3 separate regions of the Mus musculus genome follow, and all the other regions are linked to region 3. The links are chromatin loops, found by intact Hi-C in ENCODE. Cell type or tissue: heart. All regions are shown on one strand.

The links. Peaks named below come from ENCODE experiments on the same cell type or tissue, not always from the same donor. Only the 100,000 strongest peaks of a DNase experiment are listed, where the experiment ranks them.
Region 1: a loop joins it to region 3, with 2.0 times the contacts of the local background. A loop is called at or near these places in 2 of 42 quality-filtered maps.
Region 2: a loop joins it to region 3, with 2.1 times the contacts of the local background. A loop is called at or near these places in 3 of 42 quality-filtered maps.

The regions. Positions count from the first base shown.
Region 1 is chr9:31,701,081-31,709,080 of GRCm38, reverse strand. No RefSeq gene overlaps it. Among named protein-coding and RNA genes, the nearest start is that of Gm31408, 150 kb to the right of the region's middle. In heart, no CTCF peak of the experiment used is centred here; no DNase peak of the experiment used is centred here.
Region 2 is chr9:31,684,545-31,692,544 of GRCm38, reverse strand. No RefSeq gene overlaps it. Among named protein-coding and RNA genes, the nearest start is that of Gm31408, 130 kb to the right of the region's middle. In heart, no CTCF peak of the experiment used is centred here; a DNase peak (open chromatin) is centred at 4,194; H3K4me3 peaks cover 818 bases; H3K27me3 peaks cover 1,041 bases.
Region 3 is chr9:31,909,969-31,917,968 of GRCm38, reverse strand. Barx2 (BarH-like homeobox 2) reads left to right here and starts at 4,684. Exons shown (of 4, transcript NM_013800.2): 1 at 4,684-5,064. The coding sequence starts at 4,878. Gm31497 (a long non-coding RNA gene) reads right to left here. Exons shown (of 3, transcript XR_379218.3): 3 at 6,771-6,956. In heart, a CTCF peak has its summit at 4,929; no DNase peak of the experiment used is centred here; H3K4me3 peaks cover 2,889 bases; H3K27me3 peaks cover 7,019 bases.

The DNA.
Region 1 (8,000 bases), 210 kb after region 3:
CCCAAAAAGACAAGATTGATGAAGAGCAAGACATTTGAGTCCCAGGCACATAAAAACCATGAAGAGAACAGAGGGTGGGTGTGGCCAATCATGTGCTGGAAAGTCCCACGGACACCCACCCTCCTCGACACCCGACACAGGTAGACCATGTGACTCTTGTTTTTTTTTCAGACAGCAATATACATCAAGTCTCCAAAGAAGTCTGAAGAAGGCCAGGGCTCGCCTCACTATCCCCAGGTGACAGCTGACTGTACTTAGAGCCATGGACTTAGATGGTGGCCCACCTGAGATGTGACCCGCTGCCCCCAGTCACCCTCTAGAGCTTTTTTAATTTTTTTGGTGATTGAGAAGGTTGAAACACATTTGTCCTTACAAAGCATTCAGACTTCACTTAGCCTGAGGTACTTAAATAATTAAGATCATTTTGAGCTTATTTTAGGCTTTAGGTACAGCTAGACTGTTTTCTTTTGGATTCTCTTTCCAACTTTTACATTTAGAGCATTGTAAAAAAAAAAATGTCCTGTTGAGACGCATTAATTGGAGCCTTACCAAAATATATTTTAAATGAGGTTTAGACTTAGCTGAACTAAATTTCCATTTCCTGTTCCTCCTTCCCTTGAGCCCCACCCCTCTCCTCAAAGCTCAGTGGCTTTGGGGGAGGGGCTAGTCTTCTCAGGCTTAGTCTCCTGTAATGGCCACAGCACAGAAGTGGCTGATTGGCCCGTTCCCTTCATGGGTCTCTGAGAGGAGGAAAAATCCCGTAGACCTGTGAACAGTGCAAGGAATGGCTCCCCATTGCACACTGTTTAGCTAGGGTGAAGATTGTTTGTAGGGAGACTACAAAGTGCCTTGGGCAGGGTTAGGCCTGTGATGGGTCCTGGCCCTCATCACTGGCTCAGCAGTGATGCGGATGCAAGGAAAGCCGCATCCTAGCGGGATTGGCGCTAGTGCTCTACGCACTGTGGGAGCTGCTGTGTTTCCTCTCCCTCCTGATGTTTACAATGCACTACTTCCTGCCAAGGGGAGTCATGCAAAAGCAGTAAATACTCAGGCCAAGAGGCTGTGAGCCATTAGCGACAAGAAGAGGTGTTTGCCTGTCTCACAGGAGCACCTCAAAGGCACCTGGGATGACATGTGACATGTCCAAAAGGCCTGTCTCCCTTCTCTGCTTTAAGGTCTGGCTTTTGGTCTTTGATTTTGTTTTACTAGAGGTACAAATTCAAAATCAACTGAAGGCTTGTATTTAAGTCCTCTAAGAAGAGACGTCTTCCCTAACCTGGTGAAAAGTCCCCGAGTCTCCACATACAGAGTACTGTGGGAGAGAAATTCCTGGACAAGGCTGAGGAAGGCAGGAGGAGCATCTAAGACCCTGCTGGAGTGGCGAGGCCCTCAAACCACACACAAGAAGAAAGACTGTAATATTCTAGGAAGGTTGTGTTGGACATCTGACACTTCTGGTCAGCTCTTTGGAGAAGCTGCCCTCCAACAGTGCAGAGGTTCTGATGGGGTTGGCCATCACATTCTTTAGTTGTTTCTTTTCTGTGGCCACCTCAGTTACACAGCCTTCTTGCTTTTGTTTACATCAGGGGCAATCGTATGCTTGAGGAAAACAGTGCCAATGCTTTTAACAGCGTTAAGCAGAGAGCTCAGGAAGTCCTGATGATCTATGGAAACCCGAGGCCCGCCACACGCCAACAGTGTGACCTCAGCTAAGACAAGTCATTCTTTGAGACCATGCAACGGAGTGTGGGATAATAATTCTGGGGTGTCTCCTTCAACAGGCCAGGACATAATGGATCAGAAAGTGCCTGGTGTTAGCACAAACTGTGATTATTAGTGACAAATTATGTAAGGCGTGAAAACATGGAGTAGATGTGCGTGCACCTCAGAAACCAAATGAGCTGGAGCTTAAAAAGAGAAAGCAAAACAGAAGCAGAGTGCAGAAGCTGGAGGGATCCCTAGGAAGGAGTGGACGTTCTTAATTAAGCACATGGGAACAGCCCTATTGGCTAGGCTGGGGACGGGGGGGTGGGAGGGTGGGGAGGGCAACTCAACAAAGAACTCCCAAATCTGTGTGATTCCTTCTGCAAGGTCTGCTCCTGACCCTTTAGTGACAAGTCTGGTGACACCTCATACGGTAGCTCAGGGGAAAATACTGCTGCATTCATCTGAAACACTTACTGCTGATCGAGCGCTGGTGAGCTAAGCCAGTTTGGGAGATGAAGAAGGGCTTGTGGCGAGACAGTGTAAGCTAGCCAGAAACAGAAATAAAACAGCAGGCAGAGAAGAGTGGGAGCCAGTGGAATGTGCAGTCTAACTTGGAAATTTGCTCATGAGGGGCAGCGTCAGGGCAGACGATGTTTGCTTGATTGTCTTTATCAGTCTTGGCTTTCTATGGCTATGATAAAACACCACTACCAATAGCAGCTTGGGAAGGAAAGGGTTGTCTCGCTGCCATAGCATAGTTCATCGCTGAAGGACTTCAGGGTAGGAGTTCGAGGCAGGGACCTGGAGGCAGGAGCTGAAGCAGAAGCTTCGGAAGAGTGCTGCTTACTGTCTTTCTCTTCCTGGCTTGCCCAGTTTACTTTCATATACCATTCCAGGGCCACCTGGCCAGGAGTAGTGCCACTCACAATGGGCTGGGCCCTCCCTTATCAGTCACTAATTAAGAAAATGCCTCCATCGGCTTGCCCATACGTCAATTAATGGGGACATTTCCTCAATTGAGAGTCCCTTTCCCCAAATGACTCTAGCATATAACAATTTGACAAACAAACTAACCAGGACGATTGGCTCTTTGTCAACTTGAGAGGTAAACACAGACTGTTAAACTTTAACTTTTCCTTTGTTGTACATCCCCAATATCTCACATTAATATCAGTATCACAATATAAGATTTCAACTTTCAAAGGTCCCATAAGCCTTAAGAATTCAAGTTATTTAAAAGTTTATTCTCTTAAAATATTCAAAGGCGCTCTAAAACTCCGAAGTCCATTCAGAAGTTCAAAGTCTCTCAACTTCAGGTTCCTATAAAATAAATATTAAGTTATATACTCCCTTACTCCAAAAGGAAAGAACCAGGCACGATCATAATCAAAGAAAAGCAAACCTCAGATCCAACATCCCGAAGTTCAATGTCAGATTTCTGGGCGTGTTAATCTTCTAGGACTTGCCACAGCACACAGTTTGCCTCCTAGGCTCAAGTTAGCTCTGCTCCACAAGAGCTGTTGGTCTTGAAATCATCCCATGGTACTAGCATCTCCAAAATGCTGACGTCTACACTGCAACTGCATTGTACCTTCACAAACAGCCCCCCTGGGTTCTGTGCAGAAACTCTAATCCCGTCATGTGGTCCCAAATATTCTCTCTATGATCCCCTCATTCCTGGGAGTTCTATTTCAAACTGGGGCTGGACACTCATCAATGGCTTTCCCTAACCTCTCATAGAGCCAAGTTCCAACTGCTCTTCATATCCCGGGACTTCATACCTTCTAAACCAGTACCACCATGGCATCTCTCACATACACCAAGTCTGACTGCCAGCATGAGGTGTAGCCTTAGCCCGCTCTGAATCAAAGTTTCTATGTGCTGATTCTGAGGACACATTTCCCAAATGATTTCACTTTAATGATGCTGGTCTTTTCTTATTCATCATTGATTTCTCACCATCTAACCAGCACCAATTGTCCTTGCAAAGCAAATGTTTTACTTTGATGGGTTTGGTCTCTTATTAATCACAGCAATTATTCTGCTCCAGAAAGCCAGATGGACAGTTTCTCAATTCAGAACATCAACCAGCCTTGATGAGGGACACTCATCTTGAGGAGCTTGTAAACCTCCTTCTGAAACACCACAAGCTATGCTGTACTGTACTGTTCTCAGGGTTATCTTCCTAGTTTCTGAGCTGGCTAGTTTTATGTCAATTTAACAAGCTTGGGAAGAGGAAACTACAACTGAGAAAAGTCTCCCACCAGACAGGCCTGTGGTACATTTTATTGATTGATGATTGATGTGGGAGAACCTGCCTCACTGTGGTAGGTACCACCTCTGGGCTGTTTGTCCTGGTGCTGTAAGAAAGCAGCAAGCCAATACACAACATCCCTCTATGGCCTCTGCATCACTTCCTGCATCTAGGTTCCTACCTTGAATTCACATTCTGACTTCCATTAGTGATGGACTGTTACCTGGAAATGTAACGTGAAACAAACTCTTTCTCTCCTAAAATTACTTTTGGTCTTGGTGTTGTATCACAGCAACAGAAGTCCTATGACAGAAATTGGTTCCAGGAGTAGGGTATTGCTGTGGCAGCACTGGCCAGGTGTTTGGGGGTCGGGGAGATTGTTGTAGATTTTGAACTTTGAGCTGGAAAAGCCATAGAGTGCTCAGAGCTCACTGGGCTGTTCTGTGGGTGCTTGGAAGAATGATGAATTAAGAATTTGTGGTACAGATCAGCTGGAGTTTAAGAGCCAGCTGTGATTAAGAAGAAACCAGAATTGTTGATAATCATAAATGTGGAAGTATTTCCTCAGAAGCTGTGGTCCACAGGGGGCAAAGACTGCATCCTGTGCTGTCATTTGCATTTGGTAACAAAAGAGCCACACAGGTGGTGATGGTTTTGAAGACATGAAAGGGATCCTAGAGAGCACCCGAGGCTGGGCACTGTGTGGCAGGATTGCAGTCCCAGAGAGAAGCCAGTAAAGGTGAGTTGTAGCCTCAGTTGCAGAAGAAGGCCCAGGATTGAAGAGGTCATGGAGAGAACTTGAGGCTTGGCACCATATGGCAAAGTCAAACTCCCTCCACAGAACCCAGATGCAATGGAAACCTTAATATTTTAGAGATCCCAGTACCATGGGATGACCACCAAGGACAGCAGCGACTGCAGAGTAATGGCAGCTTAATCCCACCAGCAAGCTGTGTGTGTGCTGTGGATGGCAGAGCCAGCAGGATGGGTGTATAATGTCCGTCAGAACCCAGAAGTTCGTGAGTGAATCTCAGACATTGGTCACTAAGTTATTTATGCTGTTGGAGTTCGGTTTAGTTTGATCTGATTGAAACTGTGCTTCGGCTCATCACCTTTGAAATAATAAAGTATGTAATTTAATTTTTATTTTACCGAAGACCACAGTCAAAGAACTTTAGGATTTTAGAGAGACTTTGGGACTTTAGGGGAAATTTAGAGTTTGAGGGAGAAATTGAAGTTTTAAAGAGACTTTGGATATTTTAAAGAGACTAAACTTTTAAGGTATTTGAAGTTTAAAGACTGTGGTACTTTTAAAAGTTAGGATGTTTTATATTGTGGAATTGATATTAACATGCCACCCTAGGGACAGATAAGAAAGGAAAGGTTCTAGTTGAATAGTGATGTGTTTGTGTATCAAGTTGACAAAGGGTCATTTGCGATGGCTAGTTTTTGTCAGCTTAACACACTCTAGAGTCATTTGGAAAGAGTGAACTTCAACTGAGAAAAATGACCCTACTATATTGGCCTGTGGCAAGCCTGTGGTGTGTATTCTTTATTGATGGTTGATGTAGGAGGGCCAAGGCCACTGTAAGTAGTGCCATCCTTGGCTGGTTGTCCTGTGTGCTCTAAGAAAGCAGGCTGAGCAAACCCAGAGAAGCAAGCCAATAAACAGCTTTCTACCATAGCCTCTGTATCAGGTCCTGCCTCTAGGTTCCTGCCTTGAGTTCATGTCCAGATGTCCATCGGTGACGGACTATTTCCTAGAAGAATACAATGAAATAAACTCCGTCTCTCCTCAGGTTGCTTTTGGTCAGGTGCTTTCTTTCATGGCTCTAGACTCTTTCTAAGGCAGTTCCCACAAGCTCTGAAAATTCAATGGCTTTGATAGCCCAAAGCTCCAAAGTCCTTCTATAACCCTCTTCCCAAATGGCCAGATCTGTCACAGCAATTGACACCGCTCTGGTGCCTAGTTACATTTTAGTTTGCTTTCCATTGCTGATATAAAACACCAGGACCAGAAGTAACTTGAGGAGGAAAGGATTTATTTTGCTTATACTTTCACATCATAGCCCATAATTGAAGGAAGTCGGGGCAAGAACTGGAGCAGAAACTTGGAGGCAATAACTGAAGCAGTGCTCCTTACTGCAGTGAGCATGATGGAGTGCTCCTTACTGCAGTGAACATGATGGAGTGCTCCTTACTGCAGTGAGCATGATGGAGTGCTCCTTACTGCAGTGAGCATGATGGAGTGCTCCTTACTGCAGTGAGCATGAAGTGTTCCTCACTGCAGTGAGCATGGTGGAGTGCTCCTTACTGCAGTGAGCATGAAGTGTTCCTCACTGCAGTGAGCATGAAGTGTTTCTCACTGCAGTGAGCATGGTGGAGTGCTCCTTACTTCAGTGAACATGATGGAGTGCTCCTTACTGCAGTGAGCATGAAGTGTTCCTCACTGCAGTGAGCATGGTGAAGTGTTCCTTACTGGATTCCTCCTCCTAAGTTTGGTTTCTTAGAACATCCCAGGAATATCTGCCCAGGGCTGGGCTCTCCCCAATCAATTACTGATGAAGAACATGACCCCATAGGCCAGTCTTGTGGAAACATTTTCTCATCTTATTTTCCTTCTTTCCAAATGACTCTAGCCTGTGTCAAGTTGACATAAAACCTACCCAGTACCTTATCTTTATTTCTTTTATACTTCTTAATTAAATTTTTTTTCCACGCAGCATAATTTAGTTGTACTCTTGCCCTCCCACAACTCCCCACCTGCCATGGTGCTATAGTCTTTTTCTCTTAAAACAAAAATGAACAGCATCAATAAGCACATACACAAAGAACCAACCAAACAAGACACACCACATCGTTTGGTTTCTGTCATTTCAGGGTGTGAAGCCTGCCCTGGGGTGGGTTTGATACACCCACTGTCTTTGATTTCCTCCCTCACAGCAGTTATCAATTGCAAATAGCTCCTGGATTATGGATAGGACTTGGTGCCCACTTTCCATTCTCTGTGCTAGAATTTGATTTGGTTTGAACTTGTGCAGGTCCTTGTGCACACTGTTGGTTTCTGAGACTTGACATAACCATCGGTCCTTTAGTGTCTAGAAATGCTGTTCCCTCAGAATCACATGAATCTCACAATCTTTCTGTCTCCTCTTTCAACATGGAGCCTGAGGTCCCAAGGGGAGAGATTTGTCTTTCTTTCTTTCTTTCTTTCTTTCTTTCTTTCTTTCTTTCTTCCTTCCTTCCTTCCTTCCTTCCTTCCTTCCTTCCTTCCTTCCTTCCTTCCTTTCTTTCTTTCTTTCTTTCTTTTGACATGGAATTCTACTCTGTCACTTAGGCTGGTTTAGAACTTACTGTGTGGTCCATGCTTGCTTTAATCCCATACTAATCCTTCTGCCTCACTCTCCCAAGGGCTGAGATTACAGATGTGAGCTATTACACCTCTCTGAGGATAATGAATTTTATGATTATCTCCTCTGTCTTCCCTTATGTGTAATCCTCTCAGGAACTCTGTGATGTGATAGTCCTTAGCTCCATTTTACAATGACCTGAAATTCAAGAAGGGTTGAGTCTCCCCCGCCCCCAGGATGTTCTGTGGTAGATCTAAGACTTTGAGCCAGTCCATCTGGTTGCCCATCTATGGTCTTTTAGAAAATGAAGGAAACAAAGTACAAGGAAGTGGTACCTCCAGATTTTCACAGAAGCTCCTCCGTGAAGCTATCAGTATTAAAAGATAACCCGGCATGGTATTTGGTTTATATGTAATATAATGTAAAATATGGTGGATTGCTTCTCACACTGATAAAACAAAATGCCTGACAAAAGCAACTAGGGAGAGAAAGGTTTCTTTTGTCCCAGAGTCCGAGGAGGCAATGGGTCCTCCATGGCGAGAACGTGGTGGTAACAGGAATATGAGGCCACTCACACTGTATCAGCATCAGGAGGCAGAGGGCCAAATGCTGGTCAACAGGTTACTTTCACCCTTTTGTTCCGTCCAGGACCTCAGCCCATGGAATAATGCTGTCCATGTTTAGTGTTG
Region 2 (8,000 bases), 230 kb after region 3:
GTAAGACATTCTGCCCATTTCCATGCTGTGATTTTTGACTGGCTTGTGTTTGTGAAAGTCATACTCAATGCAGGCTGTTACAGCCTCTGAGAGTACTGTGTGAACCTCCCTGCTGTTTTTGGAAAATACTGCTTCTTTAAACCTGTATACCACCTCTCACTCTCATAAGACTTCTGCTCCCTCTTCTGCCTAGATCCTTGAGTCTTGAGAGGAAGCATCTGATAAAGTCACGTAAGTCTCTCGCTCTCTGCATGCAGTTAAGTTATGGGTCGATGTGTTAATTACCTTCAAGAAGAAGGTTTTCTGCTGGGGGTTAAGTGATGCATGGATCAATGGGTATAGAAGTGGGTCATTATGAGTTCTTTTATTGATATGTTCTCTTAGAAAAATAAGAGTAGTAAGTTTTCCCCTGGGTTCATGACTTATCTAGTCTCAGAGTATCGGCCTCATTAACAGTATCGGGTATGCGTTGCTCCATCTCATGGAGTAAAGCCTTCAATACAGGTTTTTAAAAGTGCTTGGCTACTCCCCCAACATTCATGCTGCCATTTTATCAGTGTGCATGGCTTGTAGGCAGATAGTTATAACAGGATTGGGAGTTAGGTAAGATCGATTCTGACCAGAAGAAACAGTAACTCAAGGTCATAGAAGCCTAAGAGAATATGCCAGATTCAGAAATGTTCAAGAAGCTCTGACAGATCTAGAGGGTCTTCACTATTAATTCCCATACCTATTTGCATATGTTTTGCACTTGTTTTAGGGCATCAGTTGGAGACCCTTGAGGGTCATGACCCCTTTGGGGTCACATATCAGATATCCTGTGTATCAAATATTTAGATTACGATTCATAACAGCAGCAAAAATACAGTTATGAAGTAGCAATAAAATAATTTTATGGTTGGGGATCACCAGAATAGGGATAGCTGTATTAAAGGTCATAGCATTGAGAAGATTGAGAGCCACGTTGCAGGGGGAGAGCCTTGGAGGCTAAAATGTCTAATGTCAGGTCCTTCCCTTCCACTCAAGAGCTCCCACCTGAAGAGGGAAAACTCCCAGGTGAGGGAGGGGTAGAGAAAAGGGAGAGAGTGCAGATGGAGGATGAAGGAGGGGCTCTCAGATTAATCCTGTGGGGTTTATCACACCGGAAAGGCAGGGCCAGGAAAGCCATGTTTGGCAGCTAACGGGCTTCTACCTTTGTGACTCAGCAGCCTGCAGCTCAGTATCCTAGCAGAGTCCTCAAGGCCTGATGAGTGAGGCTGTAAAAACCTCACTGAAGCACATTGCAAAACAAGTCTCCATCCCAGCCAGCTGCTTAAAAACCGGGCTCAGAACTAATCCAAAAAGAGGAGCATCTTGATCCAAGGTCACAATGCATGTGAGTAAGTCATCAGCATGTGCCAGGAGGCCCTGCCTCTGTGTAAACTGGAAAACCACCACAATTCCGTTGGGTGCAGCCCATTAGTAAAGGGCCACTGGCTTCCAAAGACCCAGGGATTTAGACACACAACCTCCACCGTGAAACTGCTTCGTGCTTTTCTTCATTTTAGTCACTGAAGCATCCCACGGTGCATTCCCAGGGTGGAATATTTACCCCATTGGGTGGATGAGGCTCAAAGAAACCAAGTCTGATTGCATCCACGCAGCAAGTCAATGCCTGAGACCCAGATCTCCCAGCCCTCTTGCAGCCATTGGATGGCACTTTCAGTGCGACTCTGGGAAGATCAAGGGCCATGGGGCAAGTTTGTATGGAAACTGTAGAAGGCAAAGATGGGCAGACACAGGGGTGGAGCACTTGGTGTCTCTCAACACAACAACAACAAAGAAAAACCACTTGTAGTGTTTGTTCCCCATGAGGTGTGGTGGTGCTACTTCCGTTTTTCTTCTCATTTTGAAAGTCGGGGGAGTAGTATTGAGACTAGTTGGGAGTGATTGGGTAGACTGAATAAGACATTGCAAAGTGTAAGGAATTTCTAAGAAGCATTGGATTTTTTCCCTTTTCAGATGATGAAGCAGAGATCTAGAAAGACAAAACTGAGTTCCTAGGTTCTTGACAAAGCAAGATGGAGTGAGTGCATGTGTCTTAAGAACTGACCCTCGGTTCCCCCACTTTGCCACAATCTTGAAGTAGAGTTATCTCCCTTTTAAACACAAAGTCACGCCTCCTCTCAGGCTTCCTGCCCTCAGCCCTGACACAGCCTCTGGATGCCATGGAGAAAGGGTGAGAAGACCTGCATGACAGAGCAGACCTGTCACCAAAGACTTCAAATTGGAACCTCTTGCTCACTTGATCTTGGAACCAAAACACACAGCCGTAAAAAAAAAAAAAAAAAGAAATGCTGGAAAAACCAAGAGATTCTTCAAGAGGCATTTGCTGGGAGCAAGGAATCTGACTGAGCTGTCACAGCCCAGCCTACTCGGGGCAAGCGTCTGAGGTGAACATGTTGGGAACTGTGCTCTCAGGCTTTTGGCCTTCTATCCTATTGAGTGATGGTCATGGCTCTCGGCAGAGGAGCTGCTGCCAATGGGAGGCTCTCCCGGCCCTCACCCACCAGGTGTTCTTCCCATCAGCCACTTCGGCTGGGCAGGGAGTGGCTCAGCCAGGGCACTGGGATGGGCAAGGAGGTGCAGAAATCTTCCCTGCGGTCCAGGTGTCAACAGACAGGATATGGATCTGCCCCTCCCTTAACAAATAAATAGAACTTTTATGGGCTGAGTAATCCCACATGGGATAAGCCAGACTACTAGTTACGTCAGGTTGTCCTGCCAGGGTCAGACTTCTTTGGTCCTGTCATAGATCCTGACATAATTCTTGTGAGAGGTGACATTTCCCAGATTCTGGTTCTCCACCAGGCAGCCGCCAGTCTGGTTTCCCCCTGCCCACTGGTGCTTCAGGAAGCTCTGTGTTTCTGAGGTCTTCTTTGGCAAATGTCCCACCTCCAGGTCCTAGAGCATTTAAGCTTGTGGTTCTGTGCAGGTGTGACCACGTGCATTTGGTTCCTCTCATTCTGCCCCAGAACACAGCGAGAGTACTTCTGAGGTCGCCTTTTGAAGGAGTTTGCCTCAAATGAAAATTGCATCTGCCCAGGACCTTCTCATCTCCTCCTAGGTTCCTCCTGGCCTCAGTGGAATGTAGAGAGATAAGGTCTAGGTCAGCTTCCTCTTTCTCGTATCTTCCTTCAGTATCAGGCCTCTGGAAAGATGGGTCCTGACAGGTGTGAAAGACAGGCTGATCAGGGATGGGGGACCAGTTGCAGCCTCGTCTTCTACAGCTGCCTATGACAGAGAATACAGGACCGGCCCAAGAAGAGTGACAGACAGGATGCAAAAATGCTAGGCTTCGAGGTGCTATTTAGGTGTCGTCAAACCTTTCCAAAGCTCAATTTCTCCATCTGTAAAGTTGGGGTGAAAATATCCTCTCAGCTTGCCTATTGTTAAAGGTTAACATAAGCAAAAACTGTCACGGGCTCATGGGTTACTGTCCAGAAAGAAAATGGTCCCTTTGCTCTCATGACCAATCATGGTGGTCAGACAACTGGACTGGCTCAGTCACTCCTGCCTGGATGCTATCTGCCCAACTGGGCTCACATATCCATCAGAAAGCATTGTTGAAAAGAATGGGACAGAGTCTTTCAAAGACCAGCCTGTGCTGGCTCCAGTTTCAGATGATGGTCACCTGATCCAGGACGAAGGAACTCTAACTGGGACAACACAAATTCTCAATTCAGGCATGTATCTGGTTGATAAACCCTGGGTTAAGATCCTTCTGGGCCCTTCAGCCTGTATAGACCGAACACCCGCTGAGAAGTCTTGGAGGTGACAATCTACCCCGTCTGACCACACCTTCCCCCAAGATCTTCCTGTATCAGGAGGGCTGAAGTCTTTGATTTATACAAAAGCTGTTTCTCTATGCAAGGTCACCAAGGGGTCAGTCCTCAAAGCCTAAGCCAGAGAAATTCACCTCTGATTTCAGTCTCCAGGTGTTTTATCTACCACACAATGAATTGGCACTTTTAGCTGAGCAATGACTCCCGGGCCCTTTAGAGCTTGCCTTAAGCTCCCTGACTTAATGACTCTCCCTTCTAATGGAAGCAAAAGCCGTTTAAGTGGCCACAGCTGCCAGGAACTTCAGCTAAAAGAGCGAAACTTTCTGAGCTGGTCCGGCAGTAGCTGTACTAATCTTTGGCCCCGCCACCCTCCCCCGCGTGAGTCTCGGGCTTGTTTTGACAGCGCTGGAGCTGGGTCCCATGAGAATAGCACCAAGCACCTTTCCCTTTCCACGCTTGCGCTGCTCCAGCCCATCGCTTGCCGCAGGGGGAAGGAAGAAACAATCGAGCATTGTCTTGTTCTGAACTGGTGTGTCAGAGCCTCTTGGAATAAATATTATTTGCCTGGGAGGGGAATTGACTGCAAAGACAGTGAAATGAGTGAGGGCTGGGTGCAGGGGAGGGAGGGTCAAGATGTTTGGGTTTGGTTTTATTCTTAGTTTACTCTTTTACTCCCGCAGTTCTCCTGGTTGTTTTACTTCTTGACAGGTCATTAAGCACAAACTCTATGCTGCGCAGGGCCTCTGCCAAGGAGAAACACAAAGAGATTTTCTGAAGTATGTGTCCTTGGGTTTCTGAAGGCCCTTGGTCACTCCCTGGCCAGCCCCAGGCTCTGAGAAGAAGAGAAGCAATCTAGGGAGTTACCCAAGACGGAAAAAGATATTCTGGAATCTTCCACTTGCCACGCAGCCCTGCCTCAGCAACACAAGTACTTCACCTGATGTGGCCAACAGCTCTGTCCTTTTATTTCTCCCGAGATGTTTGCGAGGACAGCAGTTACAACAGTCTCTGATGTGGACTGGGGAGCCAGAGTCCCAGGTACCCCAAGCTGCCGGGCTTACTTCATCCCTACTGCTCTGCAATATAGTCTGTGTTCCATTCCCCCATCAAGCCCTTTTTCTGAAGAGAGGTTTGAATCTCTCTAGATTCTAGAGTCTAGAATGAAGAATTAAGGATAAATAGCCAATAGGCAGACACTTGGTGTTCTGCTCTACCAAGGCCAAGCCCTTGACATACTGAGCACAGTAACACATTAGAAGCACAGAGATCCGATCCTTCAGACAGCCACAGCATGGGGAGTCGACGAAACACCTCTGCTGTGTACAATCAAAAGTCTTCTTTCCAGTATGACTCAAGCAAAGTCCCTATATTCATCTGGGAGGAGTATGTGCAGGGGGAAACAGGCTTTCTAATTATCAGCTGTAACACTCATTAATTATAGAGACCTTATCACCTGTTGGCTACTGTGCTAAGTATGGTCAATGCATCCCTTTACCAAGCAAATTTGGTAAGCCCCTGAGAATTGTGATATGCTATTAGTCCATCCGGTGGCTAGCAAGCTAAAGCCTGGACAGCTAAAGTCCTTATAAAGATCACACAGGGCCTATGAGAAGCCTTCCAATGCATCGTCTGCCTGTGAACTGTGTATATCCCCTTAGAAGCCTTCCTAGAAGTGGGAATGGATTTGAAAGACACCAGTACTCCAGCACACCCAGGCCAGGTCATTGCTAATAAAGGGATCCAGTCTGTGGCTGTGATGGCCTTGGGAAAATGGCACCAAGACTCTGGCTTTGTGGATGTGTTGCTTGGGTCAACAACCTTCAGTGTGCTAGGGATAGCATGTTCCCGAGGGCAGAGACCCTGTCTGTGTACTTAGCTTAATTATTTCTGTATACAAAATAATTCCATGCCATGTTCAATGCCATGCGCAATTAGGGATTTAATACACGCTTTTCTGAGGAAGATAAAGATCTCACCATCTGAGCCAGCAAAATAAACATTGCCTCCCTTCTCCCAAAGAGGAACAAAGAGCCACGGGAGGCCATGACACCCCAGGCTGCTGGCACAGTTGTGCAGACAGCATGTGTAGGTGAGTCCTTCACACCTGGCTCCGCTTCATACTAGTTGGCCCCTGGGGAGAGTCCACTGACTTCTGCAAGCTCAGGTTCCCCTTAATATGGGACAAGGTCACACAGCATCTACCTCGTAAAGGTTATTGTAAGAATTAGATGAGAAACTTCAGGGAAGCATCTCATAGGGGGCAAGTATTTCACCAGTTTCCTTTGTAGTACCCGGGTATCTGTCTCCTTCTTTAGCCTGAGATCTCAGCACTCAAGAATACCTTCCATACATCATGGGGCACAGTAGTTTGTTGTCGCTAGAGCTTGAGCAAGAAGAAAGGACCTCCACGTGTGTCTGTGTCAATTCTTCTCTGCATTGATCTGCATTCTCCCAGCAACATGCATTACTGACAGCCCATCATGTTGATTGACATGCTGCTGCCGCCCTTGCTATCAGACTTGGGTCCCTAGTGGCTTGGGCTGAAAGAAGTCTGCAGCTTTTCTGATGTAGGGATAGCACAAGTGGGGTATAACATCCCCAGAGAAAATAATGTGGGTGTCTCATAGAGTGGCTTCTTTATTATGTGATGGACATCAAGAGATCTCTCTGTCTAGCTCTATCTGTTCCAAAAAGGACCCGTCCAGGGTCCTCAAGATTCAGGCAGGAGGGGAAGATGTCAAGAGACTAGAGTGTCTTCTCAGCCCCTGAAACATCTATTTTCTGAGTTCCTACATACAACACATCCTGTGCCCAGACAGGCATTGCTTCTCGCACCCAAGAACAATAGAGGAGAGAGAAAAGGAAGGGAGCTTTGCCATGAGTGCTTCTTATCTCTACTGGCTCCCTGGATCCCCACGATAGCCATCATGTAGGACTGCCATTGCCTACTCCACACATGAAATATTGTCTTAGAGGAGGTAACTTCAATGGCTGCCTAGCAAGCAGCAGAGGAAGTAGCCATGGCCTTGCTGTAAGGACAGTTCTCTGTCTCCCTGCCCTTGAGTCCAGGAACTAACCTCTATTCCTAGTTCTTCCCAGGAGCCAGGAGGGCTTCCTGCAGGCAGCACGAGGGAGGTTTTGCCAAAGCACCCAGTTAAGGGAACACTGATGGAATCACACTCACGAGGCAAGGACAAGGTTATGGGGGTCAGGAAGCCTGCATTCACATCCAGATGCTGTCATCTGGAACACTGGATTGTCTGAAATCAATGCTCTTATCACCTCAGTTTCTAGTTCTGTAAAATGGAAAAGAATAAAGGCAATTAATGTGCACACGTCTTTCTAAGCACAGTGTGTGCGGGTACTGAGTGAGAGACGGCTGCTGCAAAGAGCCTTGCCCAGCCCTCTCTGTGGTTTGTGGAAGACAAGTGAGATGGCGTGTGGAAACACTCTGCAGGTTTCAAAGGTGAGGCTGGGCACTCATGTGCTGAGAAGGTGATTTGAAAAACACTTGGCTTGGTTGGGTTTTCTTTTTCCCATTTCTTTTAAAAAAATATTCTTTTTATTTATTTATTTATTTATTTTAGAATTTCATACACATATGATGTACTTTTGTTGTATCTACCTCTCTTTCTGCCCCTCCCCAGCTCTTCTTGAATCCCCATTCTATTCCCACTAGGTCATTAAATCCAGTTAGCGCTGCCTGTGTGTACGTGGGTGTAGGGCCATGCACCGAAGCATGGCAACCCGTCTGGTGCCACATAGCTGAAAAAAACTAACTCTCAAAGCTCCAGTAGAGAGCACAGAAATACTCCCCCCACCCCCAGAGCAACCGTTTGTCGTCTGTTTTATTTCATTTTATGCCCAACCTTTTATGTACGGAGCTGTTTGCATTCACTTGCGTGTCCTCAATTACCACATACCACAGGCACTGTCTCATCTAAGTAGCTTCTGAGTGTCTTAGAACACCGAAGACAATTAAGCTCTGTCTCCCCTTCGAGATTAATCCAGGTGCAAGCCTTCTCTAAGGCCTGGGAGAAGCAGGCCAGCAAACAACCCACTTCAGGGAGCTGCCGAGAGCCCATTAGTGCCCGTTAGTCATACCAGGCACGCCACCCCTTCAACCCGTGGGTAGCAAAAACTGAAGAACCACCCCTCACTGAGTTTAGGTTGGCA
Region 3 (8,000 bases):
TCTTTCTTTCTCTCTCTCTCTTTCTTTCTCTCTTCTTTCCGTCCTTCCTTTCTTCCTTCCTTTCTTCCTTTCCTTCTTCCTTTCTTTCTTTCAAAAAAGATTTATTTATTTATATATGAGTGGTCCATTTGCATGTATGCCTGCATGACAGAAGAGGGCATCAGATCCCATTACAGATGGTTGTGAGCCACCATGTGGTTGCTGGGAATTGAACTCAGGACCTCTGGGAGAGCAGCCAGTGCTCTTAACTGCTGAGCAGTATCTCCAGTCCTCTTTCTTGAAAAAAAAAAACATTGTTGTTTTATACTGTGACCACAGTCTCCCCTCTCTCCTTTCCTCTCAATTCTCCCTACATCCCTTCTTCCCCAGCCACTCTTTCTCTAATTTACTGAACTTTTTCATCTTGGCATTAATGCTTAGTGCTTTATAGATACAGCTATTGCCTTTTTTATTTTCCAGTTTGAACTTGGCTTTTAGGAATTGCATGATGGCTCTACTCCATTCTTTGTAAGCTCATTGGTCAAGTGGATTGCATTTGTGGCCTCTCTTTAAAAGGTGCCTTGCAGTGTATGAGCACAATTTTGTAAATTAATATCATCATTAGAAAATAGGCTGACCTCCTTGTATACTCCCTGTAGCTTGTTATTCGTGCAGCCTGGTCGGGCTGCACAGACAGCAAGAGGTTTTGGCATGAATCTGGGGCCCAGGGGAGTATTAACTTACAAGGCTTTCCCTATTTTGCTTTTACATATCTGAAAGTATTTCAGAACTTAGTGGCTGAAATACAAGTTATTAAATACACGTGGCCAGACTATAAGAAATGCTTTTCTGCCCTCTAGGTCCCCTTTGAAGAAAAGGTAGCTGAGAAATGAACTGGTGTCTTTGTCATAATTACACCTGATTGCAGTATAATCAAGATTATAAAAGGATCCTTAGCTAAAAGTCAAGGTGGGTCCTACATGGAATTTAAGTGTCATATTTGGGGGTTAGAAAAATCCTTTCATGAAACTTCAACAGTTCTTGGTGAATGGAAGATAAAAATCAGAAGGAAAACTTTGGTTTTCAGGTCACCCAGCCCAGTTTTTATTCCAGTCCCCTTCTCTTATGCTGAGCTGTCTTAGGAATCAGAGGCCAAATTGGGGAGTGGGTGTGTGATCCTGGGAAACCTGTCCTTCAGAGTGTGAATTTTTCTCACCGTGTATGCTCACTGCTCAGTGTAAACAGTCTGGCCCTCTCCATGTGTGTTCCTCTGCGGTCGTCGGGGTCGGTCGCAAGGGCAGACACTGACCGAGTATGATGCCTGGACACTGAAGAGTGTCTGCCAGTCTCCAGCAGCTGGAGAAGGTTTGAGCCCCTCTGGCAGATGTTTCATGTTCCAGCCACTTCATTAACGTTGGAAACAAAACCCCCACTACTCTTCTGACCAAGGTCCCACTTGTGATTGACAGCTGGGGTGTGCTTCCTCCCAGTAGGGATGCTTTGCAATCTAAGTGTGGCGCAGAGAGGGTGAAAAAAGGGGAGCTTGAAGGGGGGAAAAAAGAAAATAAAAGAAATTGGGCTACATGCCATTGTTCAAAGCTCAAAATTAACAAGGAAAGGGGAGAGACTCATTTAAAGAGAAAGACAAATTTAGTACAACTAATTAAGAGTTGATGTCCCATCAAACACATTATTTAATTTTATTTCCAGAGCTTCCATACAATCATGTGTTCATGGCACATTCACTGAGAAGCGACCATGTGTCAGGCACTATATGATGGTAGGGGGTGAATAATGTTCAATAAGGCATCGGCCATCAGGAATTCACTATCCATCGGGTGAAATAAACAAAGAGCACACTGACAGAACTGCTGGGATAGGGGCAGGAACAGTAAAGGACAAGCTTAGGGATGAGACGAGGCTGCTCGAGAGGAGGTTGTATTTGGATGTGTCTCTGGTTTTTCTGGGCAAAGAAGAGAGGGGAGGGGTGGCAGAGCATTCCAATTAAAGGCAAGGCTTGTAAAAGGCCAACCCTGTGAAGTAGAAATTAGGATTACCGTTTGGAAATGAAAAGCCAAGGTCAGTTTAGGGAACGAATACCAGACAGCCAAAGACTCTAGGCTCCAAGATTCAGGGCTGCTTATTCCTTCCTTCAGCGGGAATTTGTTCTTCCAGTCCCCTTCCTTCCTTGTAGGGGGGGGTAAAAAAGAGAGAGAAAGTTTGTAAGGCACCGATGGGGGATGCTCTCTACTTCTTTGGCTATCAAAATTCACTAGCTTTCAAGCCAAATTGACAGGAGGGTTTAAGTGAATTTTGTGCCTGAGGCTCTATGGGAAGAAGGGAGCAGTAAGACGACAGAATGAGGCCCCACTTGGAAAGACTTGTCATGGGGCCAGTCCATTCCTGCAGACTGGGCTAGGAGTTCAAGCACTTGGTCTGTCTAAGAGCTTCCCTGGGTACGGGTTCACAAATGCCACTCCTGACTCGAGTTTGGAGAGAGAAAAGGTGGAGAGGGAGAAAGAAAGGGAAGAAGAAAAAGAAACAAGCATGCATTATGGGGGGAAGAACGGAACGAAGGGCAGAAGTAAGGAAAGAGAAAAAGGAGCCCAAACTTAGAAGCCCCAAAGGCGAGTACCAACGAGGGAAAGGGAGAAATGAGAGGGGTAAAAAGAGGGAAGAGCCAAGAGAAAGAAAGAAAAAAGGTTGAAGGACAGGAGTGCAGGACAGAGACAGGGTTACCGATAGTGAGACCCAGAGCGCACGCCTTCGCGAGACCACTCCGGAACCTGCTAGCCTAAGCGCAGCGGCACGCTCAAGCTCCGGCCCTGAGGCCATTCGGATGCCGGGCTCCGAGCGCTGCAAGCCGGTCTCCCTGTCGCCTCCGTCAGACTCAATTCCCGCCAAGCACTTAGTTTCTTCGTGGCTGCCTATGGTGCGGCATGGCACTGTACGGGTGACTCAAGAGAGCAGCGCCTCAGGATTAGCACGGCAGCGAGTGTTGCGCTGGGTCCCTGGCCCCTGGCTCCTCGCGTAGCGGGTCGAGGCGACCGGTGGCGCACCCCGACAGGTCCTAGGCCCTCCGTCCTCCACAGCAGATAGTCCACAGAGTCCAGGGATAAAGGCAAGGACCTCAGCCTCTGGGGTACCTAGCTGCAGTGCTGGCTACCTATGTCTGGTACAGCAGAAATAAAAGCAATCTCAAGAGTTAAGAAGGAAAGAGAAATCAGGCAGAGGCAGACACACGAGAAATAAAAATCATTAATACGAGCTGATGCCCACAGCAAACGCTCGACTATGATTCAGTCTATTAATGCCTATTTTCTTTAAGTGTTTAATCATTAGTTCAGCAAGTTTGTTCCTTAGCGAGTTTAACCACCGGCCCAGGTGCGCGTCCCGACTTGCTTCCGCGGCTAACCATGCTCGGAGCGCGTAGCCACGGGATCAGTCGCACCGTGCGAGCGTCAGGCAAACACCATCGGCTGTTTTGTCCCAAATTCTGTGTCCCCGCTGTCCGTTTCTTTTCCAGCTTGCGCACACCACTTCAGGGGCACAGTCTTGGGGGCTGGGAGTGCACCCGGAGGTCGTTTCCCACGGCCGGCCGGCCGGCTGGAAGAGTCACTGACAGCAGGAGCTGTCCTAGGCGCTTAGGTGCGGGCCGGACGCTCTAACGCAAGGATTGTGGTTAGGAACAAAGTTCGTACAGACATTGGTAGGAACAGATTCTGAGATTAGGACGCTAGGAAGAAAGAGGCAAACCATCCCCCAATACCAGAAGTGTGTTATACCCCGGAATGGAAAGCGGGATTGGGCACTAGGAAAAGCCAGAATTTGGGCTAACTTTGGAAGGGCCGCGGGCACGTCGCGATCCCGCTGTTTTGGCCCTTTCTGGCAAAAGAAAACCGTTGTATGAACAGAATTTAAACACACACTCACACACACCACATTACTACCCTAGTTTATAATTGGGATAACGGAGTGTGCTAAATTCATTTGTAGTTTGGGGTCGTAGTGAGGCAATCAAGTTTGCAACCTTGGAGCAAATGCCCCACCTCGGGAGCGCACGGCTGCAGCGCGGGCTTCGGAGCTGTGGGCTGGGTTGAGAGAGGACACTGTGGTTTAGGGAAATGGCCCAGCGGGGACAAGTGAGGCTCGGTGGTCGTCGGAAAGCGCGCGCTCTGGAGCCCGGAGCTTCGCGATTCTGGATGAAGATGCCACTGCTTTATGGCAAGAGGTGTGGACATAGCTGCCTATAGGGTTGCGGGGGCGGAGGGGCGGGAGCGGTGCCCCCTTTAGCAGGACTGGCGCTAAGGGAGGACAGAGGGGCGATGCGACTCGGAAAAGTGGCGGCTAGACTCCTGAGTCCCTGGAGAAGGAGGCGCGCGCCCGCAGTCCTGCGCGTGCACACACACACACGAGCGCGCGCACACACCCGTACACACACCTGGAGCTGGGGGAGGGGGAAAGGAGAACCGGAGCGAGTGTCTTAAAATAGAGCCGCCTGGGGAGCGCTCGACTCTCGGATCGGCGGGAGGCAGCGGGCAAGAGCGGTCGGACCCGGGGTGCGCAGGTCAGCACCCCAGCCGCACGGGCGCGCAGGGGCGGGGTAGCGGCCGACGCCCCTCGGCTCGCGCTCCGCACCTGGCCCTGCAGGAAGTGCGCGCTGATTGACAGCTGCGGTGTCCCAAAAAGGCTGTAGTCAAAGATGCTGCTCGGCGGGTGGGTGTAGACGCAGCAGGCGCGCCCGTGCCCTCTCTGCTTTGCGCGCCTCCCCGGGCCCCGCCGCCCCTCTGGCTGCCGAGGAGCGGGGCTCAGGCCCCAGCCAGCGAGCCACCTCCTGCGGTCCCGGACGGCCAGGCGCTCGCCGCGCTCAGGTCGCCAGGCTCTGGTCCCGGCTCACCATGCACTGCCACGCGGAACTGAGGCTGAGCTCACCCGGCCAGCTCAAAGCAGCCAGGCGGCGCTACAAGACTTTCATGATCGATGAGATCCTCTCCAAGGAGACCTGCGACTACTTTGAGAAACTTTCCCTCTACTCTGTGTGCCCGTCGCTGGTGGTGCGACCCAAGCCCCTGCACTCTTGTACCGGTAAGACAACCGCTGGGCGATATAGTGGGCTGCTGTACTTTTGCCCGTGTGCGGTCGCCTCTGCTTTCCAACCTGAGAGCCAGAGGGACCAAAGGATTCTTTTCCTGCGTCCTTGCAAGAACAGACTCGCCCGCCAGTGGTGGGCATTCAAAAGCGTTTGCAACCGGGCCTGGGCAGGTACTGCTCCCTGGATGGGAGATGAGTTAAGACCAAGTGGTCCTTGGAGTGAGACGCCAATGTAGCATAACTGTCCTGGCTTCTTGGAGAAAGCGTCCTTCTCCCTGGCACTACCGGGGGTTTTAGTGAGAAACTTCAAACACTTGAACAGATTCAGTGCCTAGGCGGTTTCACGCAGTGAGCTTGTCAGTTTCAACTTTAATTTGGTGGTCTCATCTTTCACCTAGAGTTAGATTGCCCAGCCTCTTTTGTAATTTTACAGGTAAATCGGTTTCATGGGCTTCAAAATAAACTTGTGACTACATCAAACTTTACTTAAAATGATTGCCCTCAGGAAAGTAGTTTTGGGCTGTGCTGAGTTTTGACACAAGCAGAAAGGATAAACCCCTTGTTTGTTTTAAGTGACTAAAACCAACACTAGTAACAGTTTTTTTAAAAAAAAAAAAACCCTCAAACCTGGTTTCCTCTGTCCACAAAAACTAGACCAATAGGAAGGAAACAGAGAATTTAGTAATTACATTGAAAAAGTAGATCTGTAGGAAATCAATCCAAAGACATTTAAAACAGGGTGTACATTTAGAGAAGCTCTGGGTTTCAAAGTTCCCTGGCAGATGGGGATCAGGCTACAAAAAAGTTAGGTGGAGCTAAAACAGTTGAAAATATTTTCAAGGAAGTTCTTGACTGTGCTTTCCACTGAGAGCAAACAAGTGCTTTGGGCCTTTGGTTCTGTGCTTGCTGTATGACTGCCATGAAACAAACTCACGAAATTATAATTGGAAAAATGGAAGTGTGTGCCCACTGCAGTGGTTCCCAGACTTCTTTTCTGAACTTCGGGGATAAAAAGCTGCTAAATGTAATACTTGGAATTCCATCTCTCCCACGGTCCAGCCATGCTAGTCACTAAGTCTAAATAATAAATATGGGGAGAGGTTTTTCCCAAATCAAGTTACTCCTACATTTGGCCATAAAATGAATATTTCACTTCTTTCAGCAAGGTAGTTTTAGACTTGATATCCCACAACAAGCCTTGTAATACTGAATTTTATAAACAAGAAAATAATCAAGGTATACATTAAATAGATTTGAGAAACAAGATAGAGGCCCACCCTGCTGGCATTTTGTCTGCTATATATGTAGAGTCTCCAATGAGTCATCTGTGAATGTTTGGGGCTGGAGAAGTAGGCTAAATCTTCTCTTTGAGAACATTTATTTGCCACAACAATAAAATCCCAATGAGGACCCCCCCCCGTGACAATTCTCATTGTACCCCGTTGAGTCTCGCTACCCAGAAGATAGGTTCAGTTCCTGAGGGACCCAGGGCCCTGTTTAGTACCTGCTGCCTTTCAGGGGCTTTGATGTAATTCTAAGGCCACTTTCCATGGCTTGTGGGAGTCACAGAGTTGGGTCATGCAAGAAAACATGCTGGAAAAAGAGAGGGAGAAAAAGGCCCAGAAAGTTTTCACGTAGTCAGTCCAGGCTAGTTCCATGATTTATGGAACCTTGGGTGGGAAATAAAACAGGCACACTGCAATGATTCAAAGGCAGTTTTGTGAGCAATAAAGGTGAGTTGACATGGTCGCAGGCTTGTCCTGTGTTCCTAGAAGTTCTTGGTTTGCTGCAGGAGAGGTTATTTGCGGTGGTTTTCTTGCCTTCTTTTTCCATTCTTCCCCCTGGATCGTTTCTTTCAAAATGTGCTTGATTTGCTGTAGTTGAGACTTAAAATATAGAAAGTAGGATTTGCTAGTGGAATTAAACTCATAAAAACTGGCTACAATAGTTGATACTTCCAGATCGTAAGCCTACAGTGGGTTTACGGTTACAGAGAAAGCCTTGCGTGTATGAGATCATAGGAAGCCCATTAGAGACTTCTCTGGGGTTTTATGCTTTCAAAGCTGTCTTGTACTTTTTAACTGTCCAAATCAGGGTCAAAAAACAAAACAAAACAAAACAAAAAACAAAAAACCCTTAGCTAGGATAGCTACAATCTTTTAAAAATTAATTAAAAATAATAAAACTGGAGTTGCTGGTATCTACAGCGAAACAGTAATGCATTTTTCTGGATAGAGACAGATGTGCAGCCTAGGTGGCCGAAACACTGTCGGAGAAATTCAAAACAAGTGGAAACTTACACTGGAATTAAAGTGACCAATTTTCTCATTTTTAAAGTTTGCACACCTCCACCAAGCTTAAGTAACTGTGACAGAAGTGAACTCGGTCAGGCAGAATGTTGAAAATGAAGACTAAAAATCTCTCCACAATCTGCTCCACTGTTGACCAGCGTGTTCAATAAGCATGAAGGATAAGGGCGGAACAAAAGCCACATTTAGAAGACTTCCACCTAATTAAGCAGTCCGTGTTGCTAGATTTAGTAATCCAAGTGGCAATGCATGATATCAAATCTCCGCAGGCAGTAGAGTGTGTATTTAAGTAAACAGAGGAATGGAAACCTTTTTCATTAGTCAGATAATCACCTGGCAGTCATTCATTACTAAACATTCTCCCTTGGTGGAACACTCATCATTAGAAAAGTATTGTTCATTTTAACAGGTCTTTATTGAAAACACAGCAGTTTTACTCTTACAGAGTGACTTCTAAATGTTTTTTTTTTCTCCCCCAGTAGTTTCTCCTAAATCCAAGAAAGAGAATTGATACTGAGAAAGAGAATCCTTTTTAAGTCAAACTAAAGGAAAGTTTCATCATTAAATTAAAAAAAAAACATACCCAACAAACTAAAGTAAGCCTCCATTTAAACAAAGTTT